Linked DNA regions of Homo sapiens: region 1 is linked to region 2. The links are chromatin loops, found by intact Hi-C in ENCODE. Cell type or tissue: PC-3. All regions are shown on one strand. Each heading gives the region's core, and the rest is flanking DNA. Links, peaks and the distances in the headings are about the cores only.

The links. A loop is a pair of places that touch in the nucleus more often than their neighbours do. Peaks named below come from ENCODE experiments on the same cell type or tissue, not always from the same donor. Only the 100,000 strongest peaks of a DNase experiment are listed, where the experiment ranks them.
Region 1: a loop joins it to region 2, with 8 times the contacts of the local background. A loop is called at or near these places in 12 of 110 quality-filtered maps.

The regions. Positions count from the first base shown.
Region 1 is chr1:230,631,176-230,634,088 of GRCh38, reverse strand. No RefSeq gene overlaps it. Among named protein-coding and RNA genes, the nearest start is that of COG2, 9.8 kb to the left of the region's middle. In PC-3, for the core only: CTCF peaks have their summits at 1,415 and 1,618 (motif pointing left); a DNase peak (open chromatin) is centred at 1,618; H3K27me3 peaks cover 68 bases.
Region 2 is chr1:230,791,820-230,794,732 of GRCh38, reverse strand. CAPN9 (calpain 9) reads right to left here. Exons shown (of 20, transcript NM_006615.3): 15 at 2,805-2,869; 16 at 2,239-2,307; 17 at 1,805-1,883. The region is part of intron 1 of CAPN9-AS1 (CAPN9 antisense RNA 1); the gene reads left to right. Among named protein-coding and RNA genes, the nearest start is that of CAPN9-AS1, 1.9 kb to the left of the region's middle. In PC-3, for the core only: a CTCF peak has its summit at 1,544 (motif pointing right); no DNase peak of the experiment used is centred there; H3K27me3 peaks cover 40 bases.

The DNA.
Region 1 (2,913 bases), core at 153-2,652, 160 kb after region 2:
ATATCCAACTGCCTATGGAATTTCTCTGTGGGGATATGTTAAGAGACACCAGGTTTTTAACATAACTTTAACTGGTTCCCTCCTCTACCTGTTCCTCTCCTGGTTTTCTCCCATTTTAGTAAAAGGCATTGCCTCCTACCCAGTGGCTAGGGCTTCCACCTTTGGGATGACTTCTCCCTTCCCCTATTCCCGTCTGTCAGCAAGTCCTATTGATGTTACCTCCAAAACAGAATGCAGACTTGATTGCTGTTCCCATATGAATCCAAATCCTGACGTGTGTGTGTGTGTGTCTGTGTGTGTGTGTTTTAACCTCAGTTACTGCCATCAGGCTTTCAGTCCCGCTACTCTAGGGAGACAGCTGTTTTTCAAGGTCATTTCAAGGTCACTCATAATCACCACTTTGCCAAATCCCATAAGTCATTCTCAGACCTCAGATTACTCAACCTGTCAGTCCCAATTGACACAGTAGTCCCTCTGTTTTTCTCAAAATGTTTCATTTTATTCACTTAGCTTCTGACTCTGCCTTTGTTTTCTGCCAGTCTTTGTTGGCTTGTCCTGACCTCAACTTTTCAGCACCAATGTGCTCCTGAACTCAGACCTGTTTTTGCTTAACTCAGAATCTCCCTCAAGGCAAAAATGAAGGCATGACTGGGCTATGTTCTCATCTGCAGGTTCAGCTGGGGAAGAATCTATTTCCAAACTCATTTAGATTTTTGGCAGAATTCATTTTCTTGCACCCATATGTCTGAGGGCCCCAGCCTCTTTTTGGCTATCTGTTGGAGTCTGCCCTCTGCTCCTAGAGGTCTCCTGCAGTTCCCTGCCATGAGACCTCTCCACAGTGGTTGTCAAGAAGCCCTTTGCTTCTTCAAAGTCAGCAGGAAAGCCTCTGATTCCAGTCAGCAAAAAAACAGACTTATGTAACATGGTGTACTTGTAGGAGGGACAACCCCTTACCTCACCATATTCTACTAGTTAGAAGCAAGTCTACGTCCTGTCTACTTTCAAAGGACATAACATAGGTCAGATATCAGATGGCCATCTTAAAATGCTGCCTAACACACCTTCCCTATCTCTACTCCCTGCACAGACAAGCTCTCCCAGCCTCAAGGCTTTAAGTAACACCTCTGTTCTAATGACTGTCACATTTCTGTCTCTAGCCTGGACCTCATTCCTGAACTCCTGACTTGTATATCCAACTGCCTACTTGTCACCTCCATGTGGATTTAACAGGCATCTCAAATTCAACACATCCAAAACCAGACTCCTGATTTCCTCTAACTTGCTCCTCCTGTAGTCTTTCCCATCTTGGTAAGCAGCAGCTTTATTGTTCCAGTGCCTCAGGCCAAAAATCTTAAAATCTTCCTAATCCTTATCTTGTTCACAGGATCCACGCATAATGCATCAACAAATTCTGTGTGTTTTGCCTTCAAAACACATACAGAATCTCACCACTTCTCCCCACCTGCCCATCTACTGCTCTAGTGCATGCCACTGTCATCGGTCATCTAGATCAGTGGTTCTCACCTGGGGAAGGTTTTGTCCACTCTTCTCCCCATGGGTTTTGGCAATGTCTGGAGACATCTTTGGTGGCACTACTGAGGGAAGGGTCACTACTGGCATCTAGTGGTTAAAGGCCAGGAGTGCTGCCAAACATCATACAACACACAGGGCAGCCTCTACAACAAAGAATTATCTGGCCTTAAATGTCAATGGTGCAGAGGCTGTGAAACCTGATCTAGATGAACGCAAGTAGCCTCTGAACTGTCTCCTTGCCTCTACCCTTGCTCATCCTCCTGCGAGTCTATACTCCACAAAGCAGCCTGAGGGATTCTTTTCAAATCTAAGCCAAGGCAGGCCTCTTCTCTGTTTGAAACCATACAATGGCTTCTCATTGGTCACAGAGGTAAGGGTCAATCCTAACAAAGGCCTTTGAGGACTTACGTGATCAGGACCCCACTACCTCTCTTCCCTGTCTCCTACCATTTCCCCTCTTGCTCCATTCCTATTGATCCCCATGCCTTTCTTCAAACACAATAGGCACGCTCCCATGTTCAGTTTGCTGTTTACTTTGTTTGGAATGCTTTTCTGCAGATATTACTGCTGCTCACACTTTTATTTTCTCCAGGTCTTTGCTCAAATAAGATAAACTTCCCTGACACAGCCTAATAAAATAGCAACCTGCTCCTGTAAACCTCCACCTGCCATGCCCCATACCCTGCTTTACCTTTTTTCCTAAAACTTATCAACTCCTAAGATAGATAGACTGATAGACAGAGAGATGAACAGATATATAGATGAATAGATAGATAGATGATAGATGGGTAGACGGATGGATACACAGATGATAGAGATAGATAGGTAGATGAATAGGTGCATAGATGGGTAGATGGTAGAGATAGATAAATAGATGATAGAGATAGGTAAGTAGGCAGATAGAAGACACATTAGATAGATATAAATGGATAGATGAAAGAGATGGATAGATATAGGTAGATGGTTGGATAGACAGATGATAGAGATGATAGGTAGATAGATAGATAGATAGATAGATAGATAGATAGATAGATACATAGATAGATAGATAATTTGTCTGCTTATAGTCTGACTGCCCCACTAAAATGGAAGCTCCATGGAGCCAAAAACTGTATCCTTCTTATTAACTATTCCATCTCTGGGGTCTAGTATGGTACCTGGCACATAGTAGGTGTTCCATAAATATTGAAGAATGACTAGTTTCCTTGTTTGTACTTTTGCCTTCATTCTAGCCATTCTCCACACAGCAGTCAAAGGATATTCTTAAAATGCGAGAGGAATGCTATCACTCCCCTTCACCCACCCTTCCAAACCCTTGAATTGCTTTTTATTGCTACTGGGTTTTTTTTTTGAGATGAAGTCTCGCTCTGTCACGCAGGC
Region 2 (2,913 bases), core at 221-2,720:
GGCCCTAGAAAGTTTCTTGGAGGGGATGCTGCTGCCCACGGAGAATGATACTCTGCCAGGGCCCATTCCTACACATCCACGATGGGGGAAGAATGACAGGCTATAGCCAGGAGGCTTGGATCTGAGCCCTGGCACTGCTCCAGCCGTGGCATATGGGTTCAGTTCTCTGGGCTTTGGTTTCCTCATTGTCAAATGAGGAGTTTAGACAAAGTGAACTTCCTTCTGGATTTGATATTTAGATTTTTTTTTTTGAGATGGAGTTTCACTCTTGTTGCCCAGGCTGGAGTGCAGTGGTGCAATCTCGGCTCAGTGCAACTTCTGCCTTCTGATTTCAAGTGATTCTTCTGCTGCAGCCTCCTGAGTAGCTGGGACTACAGGCACCTGCCACCACAACTGGTTAATTTTGTATTTTTAGTAGAGGCGGGGTTTCATCATGTTGGCCAGGCTGATCTCAAACTCCTGACCTCATGATCCACCCACCTAGGCCTCCCAAAGTGCTAGCATTACAGGTGTGAGCCACCACACCTGGCCAGTGCTTTGATTTCTAATTAGTGCCCTTAGAAGTGATTTCTTTCCCCCTTTCATTTTTGTCTACATGTTCACTTTCTAGGAGGTGTTCACAGGATTGTTCAGAAATCCACCCAGGGTCTTTCTGCTTCTTCCTAATTCCAGCAGAGGAGCAGGCAGGTCAGACACAGAGCACAGAGTCCCTGGAGCCTGCACGGCAGTGCTGGCTGCCAGCCTTGGCCAGAATCCTGATGTTTGGGGCTAGAGGAGGGGGATGAGGGGCGATTCTCCCCACACCACGTCAGGGTAGGAAAGACACAGCCATGCCCCTCCTCTCTGAGTGCTCCCTTTGTCCCCTGCTCAGTTCCTCCTCCTACCATGGAAACAGAGTCATCATCCCCTAAGAAAATCAGGCGCCCCTTCTCAGCCTGGCACTTTGCTCATTTATAAATCATCTGATTTTCTTCTCCCTCACATAGGACCCGAGATGGTCCTGGCTGTGTATACTTCATCCTTTTATCAGGCCTGAGCCTGGACATGTTTCCAGATTTTGCTTTCCCTGGGAGAGAACCACTTTAAAAGGTTCAGGAGGCCCCTATCTGTGAGGTGTGCTTGGTGAGAAGCGCAGGCAGCCCGGCAGGCGGGAGGTCTGCAGAGCGCTCGTGGAAACTACGGTTGTGTGTGCAGGACATGGGACCACAGAGATGCCGACAGCCATCCAGCACCGGACAAGAGTGGGAAATGCCACCTGGAGCCCAGCCTTTGGGTAAGGGAGCAGGGTATAAACTATGATGCAGTCATCCATTTTGGATTCAGAGTCTGATGCTGATAAAACCCGGGACAGGGCCACAGGTGGCAGAGGGACGTGCGGACCCCAAACCATGGGTGCTGCATGCTCTGTCTCATCCACGATAACAACCATCTGAGAGCAGAAATGAGAAGTTTGGAATCACTGCAGCTTGCCACCAAAGAGCCATGTGTTAAGTACTGGGCCAGAAAACATGGTCAGAGGCTATGAGGCCTCCAGAGGGCAGGCCAAGTTCATTTTTAGCAGATACATTTAAAAAGTTTCTACCAATGTTCACAGTGGTTTAAAATGAGGGCCCTGGTGTCAGGAAGTGAGTCCTGGGTCTGAACCCTGGTGCCACCACTCCAAGGGCCGTGACCTTAAGAATCACCAACTGGGCTCAGAGGCCCACCTCCTGGGCAGCAGAGAGAAGACCTGCCATCTGCTCAGGTTGCCCACAGGCAGTACCTGGCATGCAGTCAGCCACCTGTACTCCAGTCTTTTCTTTACCTGCAGCTTTCAGTGCAGTCCGTAGTTCATAGGTAGACATGGTGCCGGACTTGTCAGCATCAAACCGAAGGAAAAGGTTCTAAAGGGTGGAGAGCAGAAGCCTTGAGAAGGAGCGTGCCTGAAAGGCATCGCTGATGGCAGTAAATGGGTGACAGCCAGCCCGGGGGAGCTACCCTCTAGGGGCCGCAGAGGCCACAGTTGGACTGGGCCTTCCAAAAGAAGTCGGTCTCCCTTTTGTCTTCCTTTTCGTCTTGGGTGGAAGCACGGTGGTACTCCCGTAAGCATCGGAATAGCATGATGCTGTTTTCCCTTCTCCCCTGTCCGAATACAATTCCTCTAGCCTATAGCCTGCAGCCTGCTGCACCATTTTAAATCCCCTCTGCTCTAGGTTCACTGGGTCCCCCAGAGGCCAAGCCCTGCTCCAGGTTACATACAATCCACTGCTTCAGCTTGTCCCAGAACACTTTGAATTCATCAAACTCCAGCTTCCCATTGCCGCTGGTCTGTGCCATGTGGGTTAAGGGAGACATGAGCAGTGTTTCAACCTGAGGCTCCTCGTGGGACCTCAGCTCTGGGACTGCAGAGGGGGAGGGCCGATGGGCTGGCCTGGGTGCACAGGTTTGGGGCCCTGGGGAAGTGGTTTTAATGATTAAACCACAAATCTCTGAAGAGGGGAAACGGCAGAAGTGGAATGGGGGTGGTCCCGGAAAGTTCACAAAAACAGAACTCTGTTCCCTTGGATGGGATCCCAAAGTGGCAAGAAGACCCCCAAGTCCCTTCAAAAGCTCCCCACCCCCACCACTAGGCAGTCTTGTGCATCTTGATTCTGATCCAATTTCAGCATGGGGGTCCCCCAGCTTTGGGTTATTTTCTGTGAAGAAGACTATTCTGCTGGCTAAGGATGTCATGTTCTTGGAGAGTCTGCACTATTGAAGATTACTCTACTGTGCTTAAAGCCCAGGATCCATGTCTATTTCTGCTCAAATATTTGGAAGGATACGTCCATCAGGGAAATGATGTTTTTACAGGAGATCAGGCTTAGCTTCTTGAATTTGATGTCCTTTTCTGAAATTGCACATGAAAGCTGAATTCAGTTGACCCGATAAGAT